2 separate regions of the Homo sapiens genome follow, and region 1 is linked to region 2. A link is an interaction called in ENCODE POLR2A ChIA-PET data of the cell type or tissue named here. Cell type or tissue: Caco-2. All regions are shown on one strand. Each heading gives the region's core, and the rest is flanking DNA. Links, peaks and the distances in the headings are about the cores only. Region 1 overlaps DHX8 (DEAH-box helicase 8). Region 2 has its middle 40 kb from the start of ETV4.

What was found. ChIA-PET counts read pairs that join two places held together with the same protein. Peaks named below come from ENCODE experiments on the same cell type or tissue, not always from the same donor. Only the 100,000 strongest peaks of a DNase experiment are listed, where the experiment ranks them.
Region 1: POLR2A ChIA-PET joins it to region 2 with 15 read pairs; 10 of 35 experiments call an interaction of 5 or more read pairs at or near these places.

What each region holds. Positions count from the first base shown.
Region 1 is chr17:43,520,292-43,533,479 of GRCh38, forward strand. DHX8 (DEAH-box helicase 8) reads left to right here. Exons shown (of 23, transcript NM_004941.3): 20 at 460-588; 21 at 1,078-1,274; 22 at 1,756-1,935; 23 at 3,337-5,379. The coding sequence ends at 3,556. ETV4 (ETS variant transcription factor 4) reads right to left here. Exons shown (of 13, transcript NM_001079675.5): 7 at 12,896-13,057; 8 at 12,383-12,648; 9 at 9,816-9,890; 10 at 9,593-9,661; 11 at 9,213-9,385; 12 at 8,844-8,945; 13 at 7,555-8,452. The coding sequence ends at 8,228. Among named protein-coding and RNA genes, the nearest start is that of ETV4, 19 kb to the right of the region's middle. RefSeq lists a silencer at 5,550-5,844 and an enhancer at 8,304-8,845. In Caco-2, for the core only: no CTCF peak of the experiment used is centred there; DNase peaks (open chromatin) are centred at 8,399 and 10,610.
Region 2 is chr17:43,578,546-43,594,219 of GRCh38, forward strand. No RefSeq gene overlaps it. Among named protein-coding and RNA genes, the nearest start is that of ETV4, 40 kb to the left of the region's middle. RefSeq lists enhancers at 434-483, 464-1,081, 13,638-14,137. In Caco-2, for the core only: no CTCF peak of the experiment used is centred there; DNase peaks (open chromatin) are centred at 4,086, 6,196 and 10,276.

The DNA of each region.
Region 1 (13,188 bases), core at 5,023-13,022, 56 kb before region 2:
TGCTTTTGGGAAGATTCCCTGGTCAGCCTTTCACATCCTTCGGTCTGTACAAAATCAGGCTGAGGCCGTGGATAAGCTTTGAGTAAAATTCTAAATGTTTGTTTTTAACCTGAATTTCTCCACTGTCACTTTAAACTGTTTCTTCTTTATACAAAAAGGTGTTCTGTTCATAATTTTGCCTGAGGATGTATTACTGAATGTAGCCTTAATTAGAAACGGCATCTGCAAAATTCTCATCTACCCCAACAGTAGTTATATGCTTGGTCACATACATCCCGTTGGAGTTTATTTGGGAAAAGAATAAACAACAGCATTCTTCTGATAGAGAAAGGCATCCCAAGGCATCATTATGCTTTGGGAAAATCTGTGTTGTTACCCACTCTGACCAAGGTCTTGCTCTGGTGAATCCAAATGTGTCTTCCACAGGGAAGCAGTTGTAGTCTTTTTTTGTCCCTCTAGATGGCAGAGTTCCCTCTGGAGCCAATGCTATGCAAAATGCTCATCATGTCTGTGCATCTGGGCTGCAGTGAGGAAATGCTGACCATTGTATCCATGCTGTCTGTGCAGAACGTCTTCTATAGGCCCAAGGTAGGAAGTTCAGATCCAAGTTTAGATGGGGGTGCCATGAAGTTGGGGTAGTTGGCCTGTTGCCATTCCAATGCTTGATGTGGACTTTTTTTTTTTTTTTTTTTTTTTTGAGATGGAGTCTCACTCTGTTGCCCAGGCTGGAGTGCAGTGGAATGATCTTGCAATCTCTACCTCCCGGGTTCAAGCAGTTCTCCTGCCTCAGCCTCCAGAGCAGCTGGGATTACAGGCGTGCGCCACCGTGTGCTGCTAATTTTTGTATTTTTAGTAGAGACAGGGTTGCACCATGTTGGCCAGGCTGGTCTCAAACTCCTGGCCTCAAGTGATCCTCTTGCCTCAGTTTCCCAAAATGCTGGGATTACAGGCCTGAGCCATCATGCCTAGCCTGATGTGGACACTTTTGATAGGGTCTTGTAGGGCTCCCTAGAATTGCTCCATGTTCAGTTAGTAGCTGTTGAGTCGGAAATGTTCCTCTGTCCCACTGCTTGGCAGGATAAACAAGCCCTTGCAGATCAGAAGAAGGCCAAATTCCACCAGACTGAAGGGGACCACCTCACCCTGCTAGCTGTGTACAACTCCTGGAAGAACAACAAGTTCTCCAACCCATGGTGCTATGAGAACTTTATCCAGGCTCGTTCCCTGCGCCGGGCCCAGGACATTCGCAAGCAGATGTTAGGCATAATGGACAGGTAAGCTGGAATCTGATGACTCTGCATGTTTGAGTTGAACCACCTTGAGTATCATGTCTTTTCATCTCTGTGTGTACCTATAAAGCTATAGGCACCTTTTCTCTTGCTCCTCACATAACCCTTTTCCTCCAGCTTTTCCATCTTTGTTATATTCCTTCTCCCCAAGTAAGGGTATGCCTGAGAATTACCTCAGATACCTAAGAGGAAGATTATCTGTTAGTTGTTGAAAAAAATGCTCTTTGTTTGCAACCCTCTGGAACATTATTACTGTGGAATTGAATACCTGTCTAAACAAAGTGTCTGTCTCTGAGTGCCTCCGTCTGCCCACTGTGTAGAGCTGCCTCTGTAGTACACTTAGGGCTGGAAGGAAGGTCCTGGTGACTACTCTGGGCACCCCAAGATGGATGTGTTGGGCACTGTCATTGTGAAAATAGACCTGTGAAAGCTGAGTGGGCTCATATCTTTTGTCCTATCTTGATAGACACAAGCTGGATGTTGTTTCCTGTGGCAAGTCCACAGTCCGAGTGCAGAAGGCCATCTGCAGTGGGTTCTTCCGTAATGCTGCCAAGAAAGACCCGCAGGAGGGTTACCGGACACTGATCGACCAGCAGGTGGTCTATATCCATCCTTCCAGTGCCCTCTTCAACAGACAGCCAGAATGGTAGGTGGACATGTCCCAGGGTCTAGGGGCTTTTCTGGGCAGAGAAAAACCTGTAAATTTCCTGGTATTTTGTGATTGTGTCTTCACTACTCCCAGTATGTCCTAGTATAACACTGCTTGCCTTTCTAGAGCAGCAGAAACCTGAATTAGGCACAATGTATCAAACCCTATGAGAGAATTAAAATCATAGGGGTGAGACCTAGTTGAAAAAAAAAATTGTGGTTTAAAAAACTACGTAGTGGCCAGGCACAGTGGCTCATGCCTGTAATCCCAGCACTTTGGGAGGCTGAGGTGGGCAGATCAGCCGAGGTCGGGAGTTCAAGACCAGCCTGACCAACATGGAGAAACCCTGTCTCTACTAAAAATACAAAATTAGCCAGGTATGGTGGCGCATGCCTGTAATCCCAGCTACTTGGGAGGCTGAGACAGGACAATCGCTTGAACCCAGGAGGTGGAGGTTGCAGTGAGCCGAAATCACCCATTGCACTCCAGCCTGGGCAACAAGAGCGAAACTCCATCTCAAAAAAAAAAAAAAAAAAAAACCAACTACCTAGGGGCTAGGCATGGTGGCTCACGTCTGTAATCCCAGCACTTTGGGAGGCCGAGGCAGGTGGATCACCAGAGGTCAGGAATTCCAGGCCAACCTGACCAACATAGTGAAACCATGTCTCTACTAAAAATACAAAGTTAGCCAGGCGTGGTGGCAGGCACCTGTAATCCCAGCTACTTGGGAGGCTGAGACATGAGAATAGCTTGAACCCGGGAGGCAGAGGTTGCAGTGAGCTGAGATTGTGCCATTGTACTCCAGCCTGGGAGACAGAGTGAGACTCCGTCCCAAAAAAAAAAAAAAAAAGAAAGAAAAAAACAACTACCTAGTGATGTAGTTTAAAAAAAAAAACTTGTTTTAAAGTAGCATTTTTAAAAAATTGGACTCTATCTAGAACCCTAATATAAAACTGATTTAAAACCACCATGTTATCACAGTAGAAGGGTTAGAAATGTGGCTCCTTGCATGTTTGGCCTTCTCCATCCCTTGTGGCAGTGTGAGGCCCCTCTTCAGAGCCCTAGAATTCTGTGGAAACATTCTAATAAACATCCTCACATTTTATAGAGCAAGAAACAGATTAGAGAAGGGATGTGATTGGCTCCATGTCACTTAACTAGTTAGAGCCAGAGCCAGGACTAGAATACATTCTCCTGAGACCTTTCTTGTGGTTAGAGGTGTGCGGGTGCTTCAGTATTGGGGTGTGGCTGTCATAAACAGACTGCAGTCTTATAGGTGTCAGGCAGGAGAGGTAATAGTATAAAATGTAAGCTCAGCTGAGGCCTACTAGGGACCAGGTTGACTGTAGAGTGGGGCCTATATCCAGAGGCTTGAGTACTATCTCTGTCCCCCCTCAGGGTGGTGTACCATGAGCTGGTGCTCACCACCAAGGAATACATGCGTGAAGTTACCACCATCGACCCTCGGTGGCTTGTGGAGTTTGCCCCAGCCTTCTTCAAGGTCTCAGACCCAACTAAGCTAAGCAAACAGAAGAAGCAACAGCGTCTTGAACCCTTGTACAACCGCTATGAGGAACCCAATGCCTGGAGAATATCTCGAGCTTTCCGACGGCGCTGAAAGGCAAGATTGTTCCTTTGCCTCTCCAGCAGCAGTAGCCAGGGCTTGGACTTATCGATGACAGGCTGGTCCTGAGGATACAGCTGTCCCGTGACTGACTGTCTTAACTGAGCATTTTCTCAACTCGACTCTCATTTCTTCCCTGCTGGTAAAATAGAAACAGGGATTTAAACCTGGCTTTGGCAAGAGCCTGCAGCCTCCATCACCCCAAGTCCTTGGGCCCAGTTGGGAGCTCATATCTAACACAGAGACACATTGCATCAACTTCAAGAAAGGGACAATTTGTGCAGCTCCAGGATGGGAAGGTGGAGTGGGTGAGCATCTTGTGCAGGGACATGGTGAGTGCCCTGATGCCCCAGCTAGCAGGAGCTACTGTGCTCATCTAAAGTGTTTGCCCCACTTCCCACCCCGTCTCCAGCCCCTGTACTTTGGCTTGACCTCGTGGAAATATTTATTTTCTTAAGGAAACAAAAATGGTTTTCTGTGACTGTTTTCTTTTAGCCGAAAGGTTAGGATATTGGCCTGGGCTCAGGGTGAGGGAGATTTAGTATCTGTGCTCTGGCACACATGATGAGAATCCCCTGAATCCCCTGAAACCAGAACGCAGGGCCTCTTTGCGCTCGGAAACGACGTACAACCCAGACTTCCAGCCTTGTCTTTCAGCATCAGCACTAGCCGGGCCGTGCTGGGGGATCACCCGATGATCAACCATGTCCTCTCCACAGAGCACTTCAGTCTGGAGGCCTGAGTGGCTACAGATGGCACATATTAAATACAGAAGGTTTCCCCTTGCTCCCTCCACCTCCCACATTCGCAATGTGCAGCATGTCCCATTTCCTTTTGAAACATACTAAGTAACAACACAGCTTTTATTTTATTTTGTTTTTATTTTTTTCCCCTGAGGTCCTGGATGGACTTTAACAAAGGGATTTTATGGTCAAAACCTCCCTTTCCCCACTCCAAACAGAAAACAAACATAACACCTCTCCTCTCAGCTGGTTTGTGCTGCCAGTATCTGTGCTGCAGGGCTTGTTCTTAGTGGTTTTTTCCTAGCACTTGCTTGGAGAATAGCCACCTCCTTGTGCCCTCCTCACAGCTCCTGAGGAGGGTTTTTTTTTTTTCTTCCCATAGAGATGGGTTCCCACTGTGCTGCCCAGGCTGCTCTCCAATCCCTGGCGTCAAGCAATCCTCCTGCCTCTGCCTCCCAAAGCGCTGGGATTACAGTTGAGAGCCACTGTCCTCTGCACTGAGGAGGCTCCTTACCTGGCGGAACATCAGGCAGGTCTTGCCAGGCCAGGTTTCGGAACTTACGGAAAGCTGGTCTGGATGTAGTGCTTGTAGAGAAGCTTCTGAGAGATTGGGCACATCCTGTTACGTTGCTGCTTCTCCTGTCCTTATGTTATTAGTAAGTTCTGAAGTGATGTAAATGCTAGAACTACTGTAGAACTGTATGCCAGACACTAAGAGAGACTATGTAACATTCCAGGATATAAAGGAATGTATGTTGTCACTGGGCAGCAAACCACACCCTAAAGACAATTCAGAAAGAGTCCGAGGGAGAGGAATATAGGCCAGGCAATCTGCTGGCTGCAGATCCCTGCCCCTTCATTAAGCTGAGTGCCTCCTGATTCTGTCTGAGTATTCGCCTTTGTAAGCCCAGGCCAGTAATCAAGGGGCAGGGCATTGTTGTGTGTTAACCTTGAAGGCCTTCTGGGGAGAGACAGTACAGGGACCTCAAATGAAACCAAAGGGGAAACGGGGACTGGGCACCCACCTCCCCAATCTCGTTTTGTTTTTGTTTTTGTTAAGACAGGATCTTGCCATCTTGCCTAGGCTGGCATCAAACTCCTGAGCTCAAGTGATCTTCCTGCCTCAGCCTCCTGAGTAGCTGGGACTACAGGTGCATGCCACCACACCTGGCTCCCAGTCCTAATTCCAGCCTAAATTTTCCCCATTCAGAAACACTCCTGGATATAGTGGCCCAGCCTGTCCTGACTGAGTGCCCAGCACTGACAATGTTGACACCTGGGGAGGGAGGGTTGGGTTTCAAGCTGAGGTTGAAAAGGGATGTTGAATGGGCTAAGGATAAGAGACAGCAGGGTTCGTTATCTTTTCTGGCTCAGGTGGAGGAAAAAGAAGGATCCCCATTCTGTGGGTGTTCCTTGACCATCTCTCTACGCTAGAGCTGAGGTCACTTCTCTGCTATGACAACATAGCTGGGTTCTGACCTTTTGACCATCAGGAAAGCAATGTCAGCAGCTGAGCTGAGCCTGCTCTGAGGGAGAAGGGGGGGGTCCTGTCCAGATGCAGAAGGGGAGCTTGCCTGCTGCTCTCACACAATGGAGCCCTTGTTTCTCTTCCTTGAACCAGTATTTCCCAAGATTGAGTGACAGCCCAGGAGAGGATGTGGGTCTCATGCAGAGAGCTGGGATCTTCTTGGCCATTAAAGTATATTGTTCACCCCCACCCCGCGAGAACCAAGCTCAGGAGTTGCCTGCCTCTGCACACATGCTGAGTGTGCTGTTTGTGTATATGGCAGGACCGTCCCTATGGGGCATGTGTGAGCTCCGCAGCTGGGTCAGGCTCCTCGGTCCAGGTTTACTTCATCCCGCCTGGACGTGATTTGGCTTTGACTGTCTCTCCTGCAGCCCAAAGCACTTCCTCCCTGTGGTTGCTGTAGCTGTCTCATTGGAGCAGTGCCTCTCCAAGTTTGAGGATTTGAACAAAGAACTGGGACTGGTGACTTGTTAATGAACAGTTCAGAGGGCAGAGGGCCATCATCTCAGCTTGTGGAGACCTTTCTTTCCCTGGATGCTGCTTCTCAGCTAACTCCCTCTCTCTTCGTGTGTGTACTCGGCCTTCAGGGTTTCCACCGATTTTTACACCTTCTTCCCACCACGATAGCTTGGCTTTAATGTGGAATTAAATTATATATTTTTAAAACCTGTTTTTAAAATTTTGTTTCTTGCACTAAATTATGTCAGTACATTGATATTTTGTGTTTCTAGGAAGAAGTAATGTTGCCTTTTATTTGTGGGTAGTAGTCGAGGGGCATCCCTTCCTGCAAGGGATGGTCTCAGGTTGGTGCTGGGCCAACCTGAGACATGAACAGAGTTGGGCTGGCCCAACCTCAGCACAGCTGCAGTTTCTATTTAACAGGAGAGCACCGGTTTTTACCTGAGCATGTCTCCTGGGCAGCGGTTTACATAGCAGCTGGCTCTAGAACCACCCATTCTGCCCCTCCCACCTGTTGTCACATCTCAGTCATACGTCCTCCATAGGTGTCACCATGTTGTCCACTTTGCCATTTCTACCTACCCCCAAAAAACTCAGCCTCAGGACTCTGATCTCTCCCAAATTTGGGCAAGGAGAATCTAGGTGTTTCCCACTCCCCGGAAGATCTAATCTCCACTGGCCAGAATCCAGGGCCTGCTCTAGCCTCTCTCTGTACCATCTGGCCTGGGAGCCTTTCTCCTTTGCCCCATTCTCCAGACAAACACTTGTCCCCAACCCCAGCAAAAGTAGCAACCTAGAGCTGAGGTAGGAGGGAGGACATGCAATTGGGGTCTATGTGGGACAGCAGGGTCATGGGAACAACTGGGATCACAGAAACCAAAGACCAAAACCCTGTCTGAGGAAGTCCCAGGAGGGAGACCCTTGCCACTCAGTAGCCCACCTGACCCGCCCACAGGGGCAGGGAGACTGCTGCTGGAAGCAGGCCCAAAGTGCACAAGGGGCGCCTGTCCAGGTTATCAAGTACCCCCTGTCCATTATTTCTGGATCCTCACACAGTAATGCTGGGAAGGGGGAAGGGCAGGTATCATTAAGCCCATTTTTCAGAAGAGAAACAGTCAGGTGAACTGCCTTTTTTCAAATCTACATGAGGATTTAAGCGCCAGGGCCTGGCCCCAAACCAGTCAGCTCTGCTTCAAGACCAGAGCTCTTTCTACCCCCAGGTCTGTTCCCACATGGCAGCAAAGAGGACACAGGAGAACTAATGGGAGAAGTGGGGGCCTTTATTAAGGTCTGGCAGATGTGGTGGAGGTGGAAGTACAAACCCAGGCCTGGGCCTAGGAAAGGGCAGAAGAAAGGCAAAGGGTCCCTTGGAGCAGGAACCCATCCCTCTCTGCTTATACCCAGCACCCCTCATCCCAGGTTCCTTTCTTCAACCTCCGCCTGCCTCTGGGAACACAGAGCACCAAGAACTGACAAACCGGGACCCTCCAGGGCCACAGCGTGGGGCAGAGTCCAGGCTTCTGTCTCCCCGCAGTGGGAGATCTGGGGAGCTCAGTGAACCTCCTCACCCTCCTGCCAGTATGAAGTTGGGAAGCGCCTTCTCTGTCCCCCAGAACAGAACAAACTCTTGTTCTCTGTGGTTGGGGAAAAGGTGTGGGGGGCTTGGACCTAGGAAGAAGCTGAGCTGAATTCCTCCAGGGCCCAGGTGAAACCCCCAGGGGAGTTTCTGAGACTCTAGACTTGCCATTTCTCCACTTTTCCTTCCCAATGACTCCGGTGAGCAGCTCAGAGTCTGGGCTAGGGCAACTGGTAGGACAGTGGGGATCTGCCCCAGAGACATCTGTGGGTTTCAGATGAAGGTTTCCCCAACACCAGATTCATTTATATGTACACAGGGCAGCACCCACCTGCGGCAGGGGGAACAGCCGCTGGGGGCTAGTAAGAGTAGCCACCCTTGGGGCCAAATGGCTGGGCGGGGCCAGCCAGCTCTGGGAGGTAGGCGGGGCTCTCATCCAAGTGGGACAAAGGGACTGTGTCCTCCTCACTGACAGGCCGGTCAAACTCAGCCTTGAGAGCTGGACGCTGATTGTCCGGGAAGGCCAAAGAGAAGAGGGCCTCGGGCTCACACACAAACTTGTACACGTAACGCTCACCAGCCACCTATGGGGAGAGAGAAGGTCTGGTCAGCCTGGCTAGCCGCCCAGCCTTTGTATGGGGTAAGGTGGGGGAGTGGGGAATGTGGCCCTTCTACCAGTACAGGCAGATGCTCGGGGCATTTCTCTCCCATGCTGGTTCCTGAGAAGCTGACTCTCCCTTCACAGTTCTTACTCCTTTTTCATCTCAACTTCTCCATGCTTGGGCTTCTCAGTTACAGTGTTGCACTTTTTTGGGGGAGGAGAACCTTGGGATTCTCCACAATTTCTTGTCTCTCTGACTGATTCATTATCTGATCCTACAAAGTTGCTGAGAACTGCCCTGCTGACCCTCTCCCCAGTCAGCTTCTCACAGCCACTGCCCCCCACCACCTTGTCCCTAGACCCACAGCCCCCACCTTCTGCATGATGCCTTTCTCATAATAGTATCGGAGCGAGCGGCTCAGCTTGTCGTAATTCATGGCTGGCCGGTTCTTCTGGATGCCCCAGAGCCTGGCGACCTGGGAACAAAACAGTTTTGGGGTAGAGATGCTACCTTGGCAGAGGAAAAAATGGGGGTAAGGTCAGAAAGAGCACTTGAGATTCTTGGTGCAAAGTGCCAAGCTAGCTCTGCAACAAAGCATCAGCCCACAGACTTAGGCTTGGCAAGAATTCAGGTTAGGTAAAGCAAGAATCATGATGGAGGCACGTGCCACCATTTCCCAGGTTCTCCCACCTCCAGGCTGTAAACTTTGGAAAGGAGGGCTGGGAACATCCGAGAGGCCCACCTCCTCAGGCTCAATGAGCTTGAACTCCATTCCCCGGCCCGTCCAGGCAATGAAATGGGCATTTGTTGGGTCATCCAGCAAGGCCACCAGAAATTGCCACAGCTGCAGGGCACCCCGGCGCTGGTAGGGCGGCCCCTCTCGAAATGCACCGACCCCTTCCTGCTTGATGTCTCCTGGGGAACACGAAAATAGGAGGTGTGGGGTTTGTGTCTTTTGGTCCCCCAAGCAACCGCCTCCCACCCGAGGGATTTCTCGAAGGGGTCTCCCCAGGTACTTTTCTATGGGTCCCACCCTCTTGCAACAATGAAACGTGATGTGACTCCTGCAGGGACACAGCGTGATAAGACCTTGACCCTCCCATCAACAGTCACTTCTCTGACCTTCAAATTTCTCAGGGACAACGCAGACATCATCTGGGAATGGTCGCAGAGGTTTCTCATAGCCATAGCCTTGTGGAGGAAATTGGGGGTTGCTCAGATCTGGGGGTTCACCGATGAGACCCCAGAGAGTCCAGAGGGACTCCTGGCCAGGGAGACCCTCCCCCATGGCAGCGCTCCCTCCCCCAACATGGAGGGCTTGGCAGGGGAAGGGGGGCTGCCTTACCCATGGCCCCGTCACCTGGAGAGGGCCCAGAGAAGCCCTCTGTGTGGAGGTACATTGATGCGCACCCGGTGACATCTGTGGGGGAAGAAGGGGTGATGTGAGAAGTGGCTTGGGGTGGAGCTCGAGGGCAGGGGAGGAGGAAGTCCTATCCACATTCAAGAATTTCTTCCTTCCAGCCTGCTTCCTGGTGACTGTTCTTTGCCCAGGTTGCCTGCCAACCACAAAATCCCAGGGAAAGTTCACCCAGAGGGAGTGTGATGCTGGAACCCCTCCTCAACTTGAGGGCTGCGGCTGAGGCCATGGAAGGCAGCAGCGGGGGCTGGGCAAGCTGTTCTGAAGGGCCCAAGCTGCCAGGGAGCAGCTGTTTCCTGCGAGTTCAGGGGGAGGAGGGAGGGTGAGATGAACGTCCGGGGAAAGAGTTCGGTGTCCACGCCTAAGACTCCCTCAGAATGGACAAAAATGTCCGGTCAGCAGGTCAGGTTCCCAGCCCTGTGCACGCGCGCGTGTGTGTGTGTGTGTGTGTGTGTGTGACAGAAACAGAGCGTGCGCCTGCATGCACCTGGGGAAGAGGCAGTGGGCACTGGGCCTTGTTTTTTCAGGTCTAACAGAGCACATTCCACTTCGTTTCATTCCATTCCATAGGATAGGAACCTTCCCACTCCACATCGGGAAGGCGGCTGTGTGAAGCCACCCGTTCAAGTTCCAACCCCTTCCCGCCCTCCCCCCACTGCACTCCCACCTATGAATGAGAAGATGGTGAAACATGACACCTCCGGGAGGAGGCGGGAGGGTGGGCTCATTCATGCCTCCATTTTGTGAATGGAATTCCTGACTCCATTCAGGAGTAGCTGGGGGGAGGGGCAGGAGTTCAAGGGCATGTAACACAATCCCCTCCGGTCTACAGCCTTTGAAGGTCAGCGGCAAGAGTGCCTCCCTCCTCCTCTCCCCAGCTCACTGCCAAGCCTGGCTCAGGCTTATGCCCTGGATTTGAGGACAGGAGCACCATCCGGTTCTTAGTTGGACAGCCTGGGGGGTTGTGGTTCATCCCCCTGCCCTTGAACGGTTGTGGGCACCACAAAAAGGGAAATTCTAAAGTTCTAGCTAGCTCTGGGCCTACTCTAATAAACTCAGATCTAGGGCTACTAATGTAACAAAAGCCAGGAGGAAAGAAGAAAAGGCAGGGTTTTCTGGACCCTTCCTGGGACTGGCCCTCCTTCGGCCCTTGAGGCTTTGAACTATAGCTATTTATGAACACAGGTGAGTGCATCTCACTCCAGTCAACAGCCAGGTGGAACTAGAATTTAAAGAAGTCCCTACTTCCTCTGCCCTTGCCTCTGGCCAGGGCATACATCAATTGGGAGGCTCAAATATGTAAGCCACATATTAACCTGTGCTTCTACCAGCTTGATCAACATGGTGAAACCCCGTCTCTACTAAAAATACAAAAACTAGCTGGGCATGGTGATGGGCACCTGTAACCCCAGCTATTCGGGAGGCTGAAGCATGAGAATCGCTTGAACCCAGTGGCACTCCAGCCTGGGCGAGAGAGCAAGACTCCATCTCAAAACAAACAAACAGAGCAAGACTCTGTCTCAAAACAAACAAAACAAAACAAAACAAGAAAACCCTGCCCTCCTATTGAGAACTAGCAAGAACCATGAGCCTGGCTAGTTTCAAATTCATGTTTCTCTTCATTCAAATCCCTTTGTATTTTTAAGCCTCTGTGGGGATAGGGACCAGACACATCCTATTCATCTTTGTATTTCCCAACTCTGCACACTCGTGTTCCTGTCACAGTAGTTTGGTCTTAATAGGTAATTAAAACCTCAAACACCTGTTAAATAGAAATAAATGCCTTAACTTCCCTATTAAGTCACAAGCTACCTGAGGGCAGGATCTACATCCCCCTTTATTTTAATTTTACTTTTTTATAAATAGACACGAGGTCTCACTTTGTTGCCTAAGCTGGCCTTGAACTAATTCCTGGGCTCAAACGATCCTCCTGCCATGGCCTCCTAAAGTGCTGGGATTACAGATGACTCACCATGCCCCGGGGGCCCCCCTTATCTTTTAATCTGAATATAGGTTTGCTCATTGAAAAGTAATAATTTGTCCGGGTGAGGTGGCTCATGTCTATAATCACAGCACTTTGGGAGGCCGAGGCGATGGATCATATGAAGTCAGGAGTTCGAGACCATCCTGGCCAGCATGGCGAAACCCCATCTCTACTAAAAATACAAAAATTAGCCGGGCACGGTGGCTGGTGCCTGTAATCCCAGGTACTCGGGAGGCTGAGGCACAAGAATCGCTTGAACCCGGTAGGCAGAGGTTGCAGTGAGCAGAGATCGTGCCACTGCACTCTAGCCTGGGCCAGAGCAGGACCCCATTTCAAAAAAAAAAAGAAAAAGAAAGAAAAATAACATTCTTTTGAAATTATGAAGAAAAAAAGTGGGTGGGTGGGTTGGATGTATGAAATGGTAAACAGCAATGTAAAAAAACTCGGGAGACATTCTGGGCTTAACTGAACACTTGATCACATGCCACCCTGCCCCACCCCAGTCTCTTACCTGAGTCGTAGGCGAAGTCCGTCTGTTCCTGTTTGATCACCACCCCCGCCCCTGGGTACCTGTGCCCATTGACCCCACCCTGGTCCACGGCTGGCTGGCCCGCCTGTTCATACAGGGGATCATGGTATTCTTGCTTAAAGCTCTGCTGGGGATAGGGTGGGCAGGGCTCCGACAGCTGGTGTTGGTAGGGGGCTGGGAGGGGTTCCCGGCCCCCTCCCTGAGATGTGAAGGAGTGGCAAATGTCCAGGGGCTGCTGGAAGACGGAGCTGGATGTGGTTGGATGGAGAAGGAAGAGAAGAGAACTTTAAATTAATCCTTCCTCGAGCCTGTTACTCCTAGGCTTTTAGAGTGGGCTCCGGAATGGGGGGTAGGGGGTTGGGGTGTCAGTATTTCTCCCTTTCTATTCCACTGCCCCCTGCCTCTACCACCCCACAGCTCAAGTCTTTATGGAGAACACTCAGGAATTGAAAAAACACCTGGGCCCATGAGCAGTGGGTTTCCCTGTCTCCTTACCTATGTTCCCCGAGGTACCCATGGCCAGGGTGGGGCTGGGAGGTGCCAGAGGATCTCAGGAAATTCCGTTGCTCTGCCCGGGGAAAGGGCTGTAGGGGCGACTGTCCAAGGGCACCAGGGGCAGGGGACTTGATGGCGATTTGTCTGGGGGGGTCATAGGCACTGGAGTTGAGAAGGAGACAGGGGTGAGGGGGCAGAGAAGCTGGAAAGCATCTTTGAACCCTTCATTCCTAGGAAAGCGAGGTCACAGGGATTACAGGAGAAGGAAGGATAGAGGGGGCTGAGAAGGGAAC
Region 2 (15,674 bases), core at 2,579-10,578:
GTTCTCTCTGCTCCCAGTCACTAGAACAGTGCCAGACGCATAGTAGGTGTTCCATAAGTGTTTGTGGAGAGAATAGTAAATAATAGAAGTGGAAACAATTCCACTGCTTCCCCATCCTCTCCCTTGCTGCATTCAGAGCAAAGGTGGATGGACCTCCTCTCTGTTCTCAGTAAAGGCTTGTGACCCTTTACACACACACACACACACACACACACACCCGGGCAGGAGGGTCAGGAATCGCATGGCAAGCAGCTGACACTGGCTTGGCCAAATGAGAAAGGAAAATATATATGCCCCTCCTGGGACCTTCTTGTTAGGGGGTTACCATCTGCGGGCTGCCTGCTGGAAGTGCTTTAGCCTCTGGGCAGGAAGGCTGATGTTCTGCGACAAACATCCTGGCTGGGAAATCCCCTGGCCCGTAGGTCCCTAGGGCCTGGGCAGCCTCCTTCCACGCCATCCTGCCCTCTTCAGACCTTCCCCTGGCTCCTGGGCCTGAAGCCGGGCCACCTCTCTCTGCCTCTGAGGGGCTCCCCCGTGAGAGCTAGCCCAGTGCCCCTGGGGCGTCCCCTCCCTCGGAGCTCCTGTGCTGAAGTGATTAATGAGGCAGGGACAAAGCCTTTCTTACCAGCTGTGTCAACATGCCCCTTACCCCGCGGCCCTGCTAGCTACAGGTATGGGGAAGCAGCCCCCCACCCCCACACCACTGCCCTAGGCAATTGCCTCCTCCAAGCCTGTTTGCCCCTTACCTGGGCTCTCTTCAGGGTCCCAGGCCTCCCACTGGGCCATCAGTGTCTGATGGTGATGATGATGATGATGATTTTATGATGCTTACAGCACTTGATGTTTGCTGAGAGCATGACTCTCCTTTTTCTCAGCTCCTCTTTCCAGCTGCCTGAGCCAGGGGATCAGGTGTGGCTGTCTTTGGGTGACGGGGAGCAACTGGGCTACAGTTGCTGGGACTGATACTGCCTCCTCTGTGAAGCCTTCCCTGATCACCTCTAGCAGGCTTTGTGTCTATCCCTCTCCTCCCGTCCCTTTGTGTGTGGAGCTCGTCTGTTCCCCTCACTGCTTCCTTAAGGGAGGAGATTCCTTCTCTGGGTATGCATCTTTGTACCTCATCCCTCTTTCCCCACACCTCCATTCTCAAGACAGCCTAGCACGGTGCTTGGCGCGTGCTATGTGCTATGATAAATACTTATGGAATGAACCAATGACTTGTAGATCTGGAATGATCTGGAATTCCATGGCGTAGGTCTGTGTTGTCTGTGGTTCTGCAGACTGATTACCTTGTGTTTGATCTGTCTCAGACCTGCCCAGGACCACACATCCTGCCTCTGGCCCCAGCTGGTCTTTGTGGGGTTTCTAGTGGTTGCTGCCCAAGGAACTCTGTTGGGGAGGACGGTGACCTTGTGCTGGGGAGGACGATGACCTTGTGCTGGGGAGTGGTGAGGGTGCGGTGGGGATTCAGAAAGCTGGAAGCAGCCACATGCTTTTTTTTTTTTTTTTAATGAACATTACATTTTAGAATAATGTTAGACCTATAGAAAAGCTGCAATGATAGCACATAGTTCTCATATACCCTTTACCCAGTTTCCCCTCATGGTAACATATTATGTAACTCTGGTACTTTTGTCAAAACTGAGAAATTAACGTTGGTACATTACTAGTAATTAACTCCAGTCTTCATTTGGATTCCACCAGTTTTTCCATTAATATCTTCATTCTGTTCCAGGATCTAATCCTGGATACAGCATTGTATTTAGCCTGCATGATTTTGAAGATGGTGTTTTATGTAATATGCATGCAAGTGTTGCTCTCTTCCTTATAACCTATCCGAGTTGTTTTTAGGTAAGAATAAAGGTTCTCCCTGCCAAACATTTCAGTAAAATATTGCCACCATGTTTATTTATTGTGGCTTTTTAGACTGTGCTGCATACTGCCACATGCTCTGTGGAGGGTGAAGCACCATTTTCAAAGGACAGTCTTAGGCCGGGCATGGTGGCTCACGCCTGTAATCCTACCACTTTGGGAGGCCGAGGTGGGCAGATCACTTGAGGTCAGGAGTTCGAAACCAGCTTGGCCAACATGGTGAAACCCCGTCTCTACTGAAAAAAATGCAAAAAAATTAGTCGGGCGTGGTGGCGGGTGCCTATAATCCCAGCCACTTGGGGGGCTGAGGCAGGAGAATTGCTTGAACCCAGAAGACAGAGGTCGCAGTGAGCTGAGATCTGGAGCGCCACTGCACTCCAGCCTGAGTGACAGAGCAAGACTCCATCTCCAAAAAAAAAAAAAAAAAAAAAAGACTCTAGGCATTTTTTGTATTCACAGCAGTAAAATCTCTGATTGCAGCTCTGATTTGAGCAAGAAGTAGGGATCATTGGCTAGTGTAGGGCTGGGAAGAGCAGAGGGGCAGTGGGAAAGGATGTATATTTGGGGACGATTTGAGGGGTAGAAGGTTCTCCAGGTGGGAGGCGACATGGTGTTTGAGTTGTGAGTGGAATAAATGTCCCGGGGTCCCCTGGTTCACTGGTCCCAGCTTTGTCTCTTCCTATTTGCTTATCTGTCTTTTCACGTGTATCTATTTGGTGCATCACAGTTGGTCCTGCTTTTGCTTGCATTCCTGGTAAACTGGAATAATTAGAGTTAAATTTTCAATTAGAATGTTAGCGGATGTTCTGTTAATAATAACAGTGGCGAACATTCCACCTCACTTTAAGCTTCCTGTGGAGCTAGGTCCTTGGAGTCCAGAAGGGCTGGAGGAGAAAGAAGCCGGAATACAGGAGGGGTGATGGGTCAGCTAAGGTCCCCACTCTTTGGCCTCCTCCACAGACTGGCTCCCTTTGTGGTTTGCACGTCTCTGAACAATGTCTGCTGATGTTGTCTTCCACACACACTGGCTTCTAATTCTCTCTCTCTGTTGCTTAGGCTAGTCTTGAGCTCCTGGGACCAAGGGATCCTCCTGCCTTGCCCTCCCAAAAGTGTTGAGGTTACAGGCGTGAGCCACTGCTCCTGACCCTGGTTTCTAATTATAATTGCCTCAAAAGGTTGGCAGGCTGGTGGGGCTACGGGAGGGTGTGGGAGGTATAGCACTTGGAATCTGGTTTTGGAATTCTTCCTATTTTTGAAAATATAGCCAGTGACATCTGGGAGAGTCCAGCTGAAGGCTGGAGGGCAGGGAGAGGGGACTGAAGACCTTTCCACTGTGCTGGGGACAGGACACCCTGCTGGGTGGGCCTGCGGTCCAAGGTCCAGGACACTCCCTCGGGCTTACATCCAAGGTCTCCCCAGGCCTGGCACTTACTGGAGGAGGCGGGCTCCTAAAGGCCAGCACGCAGTCAGCACACCAGGAGGGCACTGAGCATGGGCATCTCCTGAGCCCTCTGGAGAGGAGGCAACTCCTTTGATCTCTGGGTGGAGGGAGCCATGATGTGTGTAGTGGGGGCAATGGGCATTCACCACCATCTTCTTCCTAATTCTCTGCTACAGATTCTCTTCCTGATCTTCATGCAATAATCTCAAATGTCTATAAGAGGTGATCACTACCATAAGAACCCTTGAATAGTGGTTCAAAGCCTTGTCATTTCCCATCCCTAGTTGTTCCCCCAATTCAGACCATGTCATCAGGCAGTTGGCTTAGAAAGAAACATTTATTTATTTATTTATTTAGAGACAGAGTTTCGCTCTTGTTGCCCAGGCTGGATTGCAATGGTGTGATCTTGGCTCACTGCAACCTCCGCCTGCTGGGTTTGAGCGATTCTCCTGCCTCAGCCTCCTGAGTAGCTGGGATTACAGGTGCCCGCCACCACACCCGGCTAATTGTTTTGTGTTTTTAGTAGAGACAGGATTTCACCATGTTGGCCAGGCTGGTCTTGAACTCCTGTCCTGAAGTGATCCACCCACCTCAGCCTCCCAAAGTGCTGGGATTACAAGCGTGAGCCACCGCGCCCGGCCAGGAACATAGATTTATTGTGCCAGACATGCTTTGGGGTATCGCCTGCTCATTCCAGCCTCTGTAGGAGGGACCAGGCTAAACAGTGTTGGTGTCCTAAGTCCCTGTCTCTGCTCACTGCCCCCAGTGATTGGAGCAGAGGTGGGCAGTTTATCTAAAGACGGCCAACTACAGCCTGGCTAGTGACCCAAAGCCCTGCCCTGAACCAGGAGCTGGGTCAGTCACATTCCTGTCTCAACTGGGAAACAGAAGTTGGACCCACTAGCAGGTGGGATAGTAGTTGAAAGAGATTCCAAGAGGTTGAGGATGAAAAGCCAAAGCCTTATTAAGCCAAAGTGACAAGGGAAGTGAGAAAACAGAGTGAAAGAAGCTGTTGGCAGAGAGAGGAGAACAAGAGGACAGATGTCCAGAGAGAAGCAGAGTGACCACGAGTCAGGGGCCAACCGCCGTCACCCTTCTCAGTGGCTTTCCCATTCCCATTCTGTTTCTAAACTGCTAGCCACATATATCCTTGCCACAAACTCCCCTTTTCCTTGAGGTGACTTAAGGGGACCTCTGTTCCTTGTAGATAAATGAGCCAGACCAGAATAGAGATCTGTCTTGCCCACTCCTGGGAGCCTTGTTCCCACCTTCCAGCATCCTTCAGATGGTGAGATATTCTCTAGAACTTTGAGTTGGAACAGGGAGTGTGTTTCTCATGCATAATTTGTACCATGCTTCTGGTGGATTATGTGGGAAATGGGTTCTGGGGGTCTGACTGGGGAACCTAAGCACCATGAGAGAAAACGAGTCTTGAATTTTGACCAAGGCTCTCTGTGGCTGGGGTCTGAACAGGGTGCTCCTGTGCTGCCCAGTTGGGATCTCACTTCTCTTTCCATTGCGTCTCGAATCTAAAATGCTACCCAAGTCTCTCTCACTTTCTAAAGCCTGCTCATTTTCTCGCTACCTCTGGACCCTGTGGCTCCCACATACTACCACCTCTTTCCTCTTTCCCCAGAACTTATCGAAGGAGCTGTCCACACTCACTGCCTCCACTTCCTCACCTCCCATGGATTCCTCAACTCGCTTTCCACCCTTCCATGGAAATGATCTGTGGTTTAATGAGGTGCAGACTTTGGTCAATTTTGAAATTGCTCTTGCTAAAGTCATCAATGGCCAACTTGTCTTCAAACTACGGCTTGGTTCTTGTCCTCATGCTCTTCTCGCTCTGGTGGGTGGAACCCTTTCTCCTCTTTTCGTTTATAAGCTCTCCTGGTCTCCTGGATGTCACTCTTTCCTGCTCTTCCTCCCAGATCTCCCTTGCTGCCCCCTGGTCTCCCTTATTTCTTCCACTTTCCACTGTTGGCTTCTCACCTTCAGCTGTCTTCTCCCTCTAAACTCTCCCCGGGTCAGCTCACCCAGGCTCATATACCCTCTGCTCACACAGCAGTATCTCCAGCCTAAACTTTTCCCTGAGCCCTAAGCATATCATATCTCATCTGATCATTTTATCAGAACAATCTTCCATGCATGTCTGAGTCAACAAATCCCACAGACGAGCACATCTTCTGCTCCCCAACTTGTGCCTCCTCCCGTATTTACCTATTCGTATACGGTTACCACTATGTAAAATTGCCCAAATGAGAAAACTGGAAATCAAGCTAGACTCCTTTCTCATCCTCACCCTGCACATATAGTTACTCACTAAGTTGTATAGCTTCTTACCAGAAATCTCACTAAACTCCATCCCTGCTCTCTGTTTCCACCAGCAGTGCCTTGGTTCAGGCCTTTATCATTCCTCCCTGAATTAATGCAAAATATCCCAACTGACTTTTCTACCTCCCCACACTTCCAGTTTCAATCCCTCCTTTCCATGGTTGCCAGCATTCTCTTTCAAAAAACAGATCAAAACATGCCATCTTCTGTCTATAAGCTTCCAGAGTCTCCCCATTGCCAACAGAATAAAATCCCATTTTTAATCTCAGCATTCAAGGCCTTTCATAGTCTATGCTGAGTTTATTTCACCTGCCACCCCAGCCCATCACCTACTTTTTAATTTTAAAAATTTTAAATTAAAAAATTTTAATTAAAAAAAACTGTTTTGTAGAGACAAAGTCTCATTATGACGCCTAGGCTAGTTTTGAAATCCTGGCCTCAAGAAATCCTCCTACCTCAGCATCTCAAAGTGCTGGGATTACGGGTATGAGCCACCAGGCCTGGACCCATCACCTACTTTTACTGTATGCTTTGCTCAGCCTCCTGGCCTGTAATCACAATGCTTTCTTTCACACTCTGCCTTAGCACATACAGGTTCTTGTCTGAAAAGTGCTAGTCCGTCTGTCTCGCACAATTCTACTTGTGTCCTACTCTGCGAAATCCCTCCCCACTATCAGCTAAATAGTTGTCCTCTCTAAATTTCCACATTCCTTTATCTTCAAAGAGCACACATAGCTTCGTATTGCAGTTATTTTTCTTTATCTATCTCACTGTACTAGGCTGTAAATATTTTGAGGCCAAGGATCATGTCTGACTCAACCAATGCCTGGCAGTGTCTGGCATATATAGTCAGTGGATGCCTATTACTGAAGAAATTAACGAATGAACAAATGAATGAGTGATTTTGGTTTCTGGGCCTACGTCTTTCTTTTTTTTTTTTTTTTTTTTTGAGACGGAGTCTGGCCCTGTCACCCAGGTTGGAGTTCAGTGGCGCAATCTTGGCTCACTGCAAGTTCCGCCTCCTGGGTTCACGCCATTCTCCTGCCTCAACCTCCCAAGTAGCTGGGACTGCAGGTGTCCGCCACTACACCCGGCTAATTTTTTTGTATTTTTAGTAGAGACAGGGTTTCCCCATGTTAGCCAGGATGGTATCGATCTCCTGACTTCATGATCTGCCCACCTCGGCCTCCCAAAGTGCTGGGGTTACAGGCATGAGACACCGCACCTGGCTCCTGGGCCTATCTCTTCCTAGGCTGTGAATATAAACTGTGGTGAGTAGGGCTTGGGAATACATCTCACACCCTGTTTGTCAACATTTCCCCAGGACAATGCCTGGCACAATGCTCTCAGTGCTGATGCATTGGATGTGCAAAAGGTCCTGGGTTCAGGCCAATTTAGATTTCTTTGGCATGAAGAGCAGCAAATTAACATTCCTCTCTCCCTATTACAGATGAGACAGATGAGCTTAGAAATCTTAAACAACTCAGCAGGCTGGGCGCGGTGGCTCACGCCTATAATCCCAGCACTTTGGGAGGCCGAGGCGGGTGGATCACGAGGTCAGGAGATCGAGACCATCCTGGCTAACACGGTGAAACCCCATCTCTACTAAAAAATACAAAACATTAGTCGGGCGTGGTGGTGGGTACCTGTAGTCCCAGCTGCTCGGGAGGCTGAGGCAGGAGAATGGCGTGAACCTAGGAGGCGGAGCTTGCAGTGAGCCGAGATCGCACCACTGCGCTCCTGCCTAGGCGACAGAGCGAGACTCTGTCTCAAAAAAAAAAAAAAAGAAAGCTTAAATAACTCGTCCTAGGTGTATGGTGGCATCAGATAATCTAAGGGACAGGGGCATTAGGGGTTACTGACCAATGTGGAGCCCTCAGCACACATGGAATGATTGTGATCCCAAGCAGAATTAATGTGGGCACATTGTTCTCTGCAGGCTGTAGGTCTTCTCACTGGGGCTTGTATTCCAGGAAGGGGCCTTCTCTGGCTGGCCCAGATTTAGAGTGAGGGGAGTGAGGAACTCACCACAGGCCCAAAATGTAAGGGGCACCGAGTAATCAAGATAAATAAAATTTAATGCATTTTTTTTTTCTTTCAGAGACAGGGTCTTGTTCTGTGCCTCAGGCTGGAATGCAGTGGCACAGTTATGGCTCACTGCAGCCTGGAACTCCTGGGCTCAAGCAATCCTCCTGCCTCAGCCTCCTGAGTAGCTGGAACTACAGGCATGTGCCACCACGCCCAGCTAATTTATTTATTTTTTGTAGAGACAGGTTCTTGCTATGTTTCCCAGGCTGGTCTTGAACTCCCGGCCTCAAAAAATTTTCCTGCCTAGGCCAGGCATGGTGGCTCACGCCTGTAATCCCAGCACTTTGGGAGGCCGAGGCAGGCCGATCACAAGGTCAGGAGATTAAGACCATCCTGGCTAACATGGTGAAACCCCGTCTCTACTAAAAATACAAAAAATTAGCCAGGTATGGTGGCAGGCACCTGTAGTCCCAGCTACTAGGGAGGCTGAGGTAGGAGAAGGGCGTAAACCCAGGAGGTGGAGCTTGCAGTGAGCCGAGATTGCGCCATTGCACTCCAGCCTGGGCAACAGAGCGAGACTCCATCTCAAAAAAAAACTTTTCCTGACTCAACCTCCCAAAGTGCTGGGATTACAGATGTGAGCCACTGTGCCTGGCCTAATGCAATATTTTTGTTGTCAGTAAACTACAGTCTGTGAGCTGGCTGCCTGTTTTTTAAAACAAGGTTTTATTGGAACCAAGACTGAGATTAGGGTGAGGTGAATGAGACACGATATTGAGGGAAGGGTTGGATCTTGTGTTTATTTGAAATCTTAATATTTTGTTCATCATCAATTTTTACATTAATTTTGATTTTTTTTTATTTTGAGATGGAGTCTCGCACTGTTGCCCAGGCTGGAGTGCAGTGGCGCGATCTTGGCTCATTGCAAGCTCCGCCTCCTGGGTTCACGCCATTCTCCTACCTCAACCTCCCTAGTAGCTGGGACTACAGGCACCCGCCACCATGCCCGGCTAATTTTTTGTACTTTTAGTAGAGACAGGGTTTCACCGTGTTAGCCAGGATGGTCTTGATCTCCTGACCTCATGATCCACCCGCCTTGGCCTCCCAAAGTGCTGGGATTACAGGCGTGAGCCAATGCACCTGGCCAATTTTGATTTTTAAAAATTGCGTTAAAGTATTATCTATCTTGGACCGGGCACAGTGGCTCATACCTGTAATCCCAGCACTTTGGGAGGCTGAGGCAGGTGGATCACCTGAGGTCAGGAGTTGGAGACCAGCCTGGCCAACATGGTAAAATCCCGTCTCTACTAAAAATACAAAAATTAGCCAGGCATGGTGGTGATGCATGCCTGTAGTTCCAGCTACTAGGGAGGCTGAGGTGGGAGAATCGCTTGAGCCTGGGAGGCAGAGGTTGCAGTGAGCCGAGATCATGCCACTGCACTCCAGCCTGGGGAACAGAGTGAGATTCCATCTCAAAAACAACAAAAAAGTATTATTGTATTTGTCACTTTTCACGCTGCTGATAAAGACATACCTGTGACTGGGCAAATTACAAAAGAAAGAGGTTTAATAGAGAATTCACAGTTCCACGTGGCTGGGGAAGCCTCGCAATCATGGAAGAATGCAAGGAGGAGCAAGTCACATCTTACACAGATGACAGCAGGCAAAAAGAGAGAGCTTGTGCAGGCAAACTTCTGCTTTTTTTTTTTTTAAACCATCAGATCTCATGAGACTCATTCAGTATCACACGAACAGTGCAGGAAGATCTACCCCCATAATTCAATCACCTCCCACTGGGTTCCTCCCATGACACGTGGGAATGGTGGGAGTTACAATTCAAGATGAGATTTGGGTGGGGACACAGAGCCAAACCATATCAGTTATCTATCTTGATTTCTGAGTTTTGGGGCACTCCCTTAAGTTGTGTTGGAGGCAAATGCCTTAATTGTCTCTTAGGGCCTTCCCCCATTGTACCGTGGGTTCTAAGATGGGCAGCTGCCAGTAAAGACTGGGCCCTGGGGTTCAGTTCCCTTGGTTCCCTGGCTGACTGCAGCCCCAAGCAGCCTGGACAAAACAGCTGTGGGCAGATACTTCCTGTCCCTCAGGAATTGTTGCATGAGGTTTTGGTTTGGCTTCTTTAGGAAATTAGGTCTCCCTTCATCCACTGGTGTTTCTTTGTTGAACAGCTGTCATCAGCCAGCCACCAAACGTGACAGAATTGGGTTTCTCACACTGTTGCCCAGGCTGGGGTGCAGTGGTGCAAACATGGCTTACTGCACCCTCAATCTCCCAGGCTCAAGTGATCCTCTCATCTCAGCCCCACCAAGTAGTTAGGATTACAGGTGTGCACCACCACACCTGGCTAATTTTTGTACTTTTTGTAGAGAAGGGGTTTCACCATGTTGCCCAGGCTGGCCTCAAACTCCTGAACTCAAGTGATCTGCTTTCCTTGGCCTCCCAAAGTGCTGCAATTACAAGCACCGGCCTGGCTTCTAAATGTCTTCTAAAGCCTGCCCTCCTCTGCATCCCCACTGCCCTGCTTGTCAGCCCTGCTCTCTTCTGACTGTCCTCCTGCCTCCAGCCCCACCCCTTTCCACACCAGCCTTCACAGTGCCACCAGGGTCACCTGGACAAAGTGCACATATCCCCTTGGTGTTTCCCTGCTCAACTCTCCAGTGCCCTCGGCACGGAGTCCCAATGCAAAGGCAGTTTCACCAATGCCCTGACCTGACAGACTTTCTCCTTGATCAAACCTGAGTCAGGGTCCTCTGGGTCCTCTTTTTGACAGCATCTTGACCTTGGGCTGTGTCCTTGGGCAATTTAGTCCAGTTGTAGCATGAATCCTGCCAGGCCCATTTAGCAAAAATCCCCTATCCTTCCTATCTGATGAAATTCCTCATCCTCCACCCTTGATATCGCATCACCCTGGCCTGCCTTCAGCAGGAATCCCCTGGCCTGAATGCTTCTCCTTAGTGATTTTCCATCCACTGACCCCACCCTGTTCCTTGGCTATAAATCTCCACTTGTCCTTGTTGTCTTTGATCGCTTTTCCCTATTGCCAAACCCCAGTGTAGCAGCCCCGCCCCCCTTAAATAAGATCTTCCTTACTGTCTTTAATAAGTGTTAAGAATAATTTTTTCTCAGCCGGGCACGGTGGTTCATGCTTGCAATCCCAGCACTTTGGGAGGCTGAGGCGGGTGGATCAGCTGAGGTCAGGAGTTTGAGACCAGCCTGCCCAACATGGTGAAAACCCATCTCTACTAAAAATATAAAAACTAAAGGCGGGCGTGGTGGTTCGTGCCTGTAAGCCCAGCACTTTGGGAGGCTGAGGCAGGAGGATCACAAGGTCAGAAGATCGAGACCATCCTGGCTAACATGGTGAAACCCCGTCTCTACTAAAAATACAAAAAATTAGCCTGGTGTGGTGGCGGGCGCCTGTAGTCCCAGCTACTCAGGAGGCTGAGGCAGGAGAATGGCGTGAACCCAGGAGGCGGAGCTTGCAGTGAGCCGAGATCGCGCCATTGCACTCCAGCCTGGGTGAGAGTGTGAGACTCTGTCTCAAAAAAAAAAAAAAACCATATATATATATATAGTTTATATATATGGTTTATATATATAGTTTATAGTTTATATATATGGTTTATATATATAGTTTTTATATATATAGTTTATATATACATATATATATAAACTAGCCGGGGGTGGTGGTGGATGCCTGTAATCCCAGCTACTCGGGAGGCTGAGGCAGGAGAATTGCTTGAACCCAGGAGACGGAGGTTGCAGTGAGCCAACACGGTGCCACTGGACTCTAGCCTGGGTGACAGAGTGAGACTCTGTCTCAAAAAAAAAGAATAATTTTTTCTTTAACAGAACAAATTGCCTCCCTGAGTCGGACCAGCTGCCCGTGGATCCTACGCTGCAGTCACACCAGACTCCTCATGTTGTGGGGTAAGTGTGTCCCCTTTCTTTCCTGCTTCTGTCTTTATACACACAGTCCCTTTCCTTTGATACGTTTTCTCCTCTCGTCTGCCTCTGAGCCAGCCCCAAGAGTCTTCTCCGTGCTTCCTGACTCCTCTCTGCTTAGCTGTTACCCCATTTGTTCCTCTGCACCATAGTTAAACCTATTTACAGGTCTGTGTCCCCCACCAAACTGTGAGCTCCTTGAAGGCAGGCGATGTCCATTTTGTATCCCCCCGAAAACCATCCCCCTACCCCCAGTACAGACTCTGGCACAAAATAGGCATTAAGTAAATGAATGAAGGAATGAATGGATGGAAAGGATGCCATTGTAGGGGGGAAAGAGTAATATCTATTACTTTTATTTAAAAAAAACTTTTAATTTCCACTTCTAGGCATATATCTTTTCCTTATCTGTCACAAAGTTCATGGCTTGAGATCCCTATAACAAAAGATAGATTAACAAGAGAAAAGCATACACATTTATATAATAAGTTTCCGTGACATGGGAGATGAAGACCCAGGGAAATAGGGAATACTGTGTATATTTTATGCTTAGGTTTAATGAGGAGTAGAGCGTTGTGTAGAAACATGATGGACGAGGCCAGGCGTGGTGGCTCACGCCTGTAATCCCAGCACTTTGGGAGGCCGAGGCGGGTGGATCACTTGAGGTCAGGAGTTCAACACCAGCCTGGCCAACAGGATGAAACCCCGTCTCTACTAAAAATACAAACAATTAGCTGGGCATGGTAGCGCACGCCTGTAATCCCAGCTACTCGGGAGGCTGAGACAGGAGAATTGCTGGAACCCAGGAGGTAGAGGTTGCAGTGAGCGGAGAACACACTACTGCACTCCAGCCTGGGAGACAGAGCGAGACTCCATCTCAAAAAAAAAAAAGAAGAAGAAATATGATGGAAGAAAGGGGGTATGATCTAATAGTAATCAACTTGGGGGAGCTTAGCAAGGCCTGTTTCTTCAGATTCTTCTCTGCTTCTTCATTCCTTTCCTCTGGATATAGGGAGGACCCCTCTGGAATGAGGGTCTTATGACCTACTTTAGAAGAAAGACAGAAAATTCTTTCATGATCTGCTTCAGGGGAGAATAGTAGCAGCAAGTCAGAGAGATCTTCCTCCTTCTGCTGCTTTTGCCGAGGTGCTGTATTTTGGGGTAGCATGTCCTGAACTCCATCACCATCTTGTTTGCCCCTTTAGGATCTGCCAGCAAGATTTTGAGCAAAATCCTAATCTCTGGCCTCATTTTAGAGCTTGTAGCATCAGGTTTGGAGGCTAGGGGTTCCTGGTGCCCCAGCACCAGAGAGGAGGGTGAGAAGGCCACCTTGGGAGAGCTGGGCCATTTCAGGGGAGGAAATTAAAACTAAATTGCATTAATTGGTTTTCATATTGAACCCTGCTTCTTAAGTGTGCTAAATGTCTGGTTAAACAAATAGCTAAAAAGATAGAATCACTTTGCTATCATTTTTTGTGGTAAGGGAAAAGACAAAAAAACAAAGATGTTGATTTAAGATATAGCCTAGGGCTGGGGGGCTGGGGGAAACCTGGTGAAGGCTCCTGTTGTTTGGGGTCGGAGGTCGCAGGAGCAGCGGCTGCCTGGGGATCAGGCTCAAGGTTCTGGAATGATGGAAAAACCTGGCCTGACGCTTTTCCTCAGCGGACCCTTCACTGGCTAACAGGAGCCAGCTGAGCGAACACAGAGGCGCTGTAACCGGCGCAGATCCCAGCTTCCTCTGAAATTTCCAGGCCTCTTTTTTCCTGTCGGATTCCAGACAGATGAAATTTTCCTGGCCCCGGCCCATTCCTGGCAGCATCTCCCCTCTGAATCATCATAAATCAGGGCTTGGCGGGGAGCGGTGGGATTTTCCTGATTTTCCTGATCGACACGCTGCTGCCCTGGTAAAATGGGGCTCCGTTTCCAAGGCTAAAAATAGCTCTGGGGTGCTTGCCTGAGTTCTCCCCATCGCAAGTTGCTGCTTCGTATTGTAAATATTCATATCTGTCTATGATTATTATTTCATCGAGAAGGGCTGTGGACGTGCAGATGCGGGCCGCTGGGGGCCTCGGTGGTCTGAAGTGACACCATTGTTCACAGGATCATATGCGGGGGCCTGTGCATTCCTCAAAGCCTCCATCATCCAAGGAGCCCCCAATTAATTTCAATACAAACACCGGATATGGCCTCCCCCGCGCCTTTGCAGCCATAACACATGAGGTCATGCTGCTTTGGTTAACCCGAGGAGTTGCAGAGTGAGATGGGGAGGCTTCTAGGCCCCAGGGGAGGCCTGGGGTATCTGCCCTGCCTGGTTTAGGCGAGGCTGTTTACTGCAATGGGGTCTACGGCACACCCACACTCTCTCGCCTTCCTTCACTCAGAAACTGAAATCTCTGATTCCCGATGTCTCTTCCCAGCCACTCTCCCCATCTCTAGCCACTTGGCTGCCAACCCACCACCCACCCCTGTGGTTCTTTGCAAACTCCTTACCCTCCGTGCTCTTGCATACACAGCTTCATTCACCTGGGGCATCTTTTTACCTCTTCATCAGGCTCCTTCTGGAAGATTCACCTCAGGAGTTTCTTCCTTCAGGAAGCATTTCCTGATCACTCCATTCAGGGTTAAGTACTGTTTTCTTGGCTGGGAGCAGTGGCTCATGCCTGTAGTCTTGGTACTTTGGAAGACGGAGGCAGGCGGATCACTTGAGCTCAGGAGTTCGAGACCAGTCTGGCCAACATGGTGAAACCACATCTTTACTAAAAATACAAAAATTAGCTGGGCACAGTGGTGCATGCCTGTAATCCCAGCTACTCGGGAGGCCGAGGCAGGAGAATCGCTTGAACACAGAAGGTGGAGGTTGCAGTGAGCCGAGATTGCGCCAATGCATTCCAGCCTGGGTGACAGAGTGAGACTCCATCTCAACAACAACAACAAAATTAAATTTAAAAAAAAAGTACTTGCTGGGCGTGGTGGCTCGCGCCTGTAATCCCAGCGCTTGGGGAGGCCGAGGCTGGTGGATCACCTAAGGTCAGGAGTTCAAGACCAGCCTGGCCAACATGGTGAAATCCCATCTCTACTAAAAATACAAAAAAGTAGCTGGGCATGGTGGCAGGCGCCTGTGATCCCAGCTACTCAGGAGGCTGAGTCAGGAGAACTGCTTGAACCCGGGAGGCAGAGGTTGCAGTATGCCGAGATCATGCCATTGCACTCCAGCCTGGGCAACAAGAGCAAAATTCCATCTCAAAAAAAAAAAACTACCACTTTCAGCCGGGCAGGGTGGCTCACGCCTATAATCCCAGCACTTTGGGAGGCCGAGGTAGGTGGATCACAAGGTCAGGAGATCGAGACCATCCTGGCTAACACAATGAAACCCCATCTCTACTAAAAATACAAAAAAATTAGCCAGGCGTGGTGGTGGGTGCCTGTAGTCCTAGCTACTCAGGAGGCTGAGGCAGGAGAATGGCGTGAACCTGGGAGGCGGAGCTTGCAGTGAGCCGAGATCACTGCAACTGCACTCCAGCCTGGGCAACAGAGGGAGACTCTGTCTCAAAAAAAAAATTCCACTTTCTCTTCTGTGTTCCTACAGCTTATTGATTCTCAAACATTAGCCCTCATCAGAATCGCATGGAGGGTTTGCTAAAACACCGATTGCTGGGCCCCTCCCAGTTTCAGAATCAATAGGTCTGAAGTAGGGCTTGCACATTTGCATTTCTAACAAGATCTCAGGAGACACTGATGCTGCTACAGCCCCCTGTGATCACTTCCTCCATTGGTGGAACTTACCCTGCTGTGCTGCAATTACCCGCCTTTTTCTTTTCTTTTCTTTTTTTTTTTTTTGTTTGAGACAGGGTCTCACTCTGTCACCCAGGCTGGAGTGCAGTGGCGCCATCTTGGCTCACTGCAACCTCTGCCCCTGGGTTTAAACAATTCTCCTGCCTCAGCCTCCCGAGTAGTTGGGATTACAGGTGCCTGTCACCACACCCGGTTAATTTTTGTATTTTTAGTAGAGACGGGGTTTCACCATGTTGGCCAGGCTGGT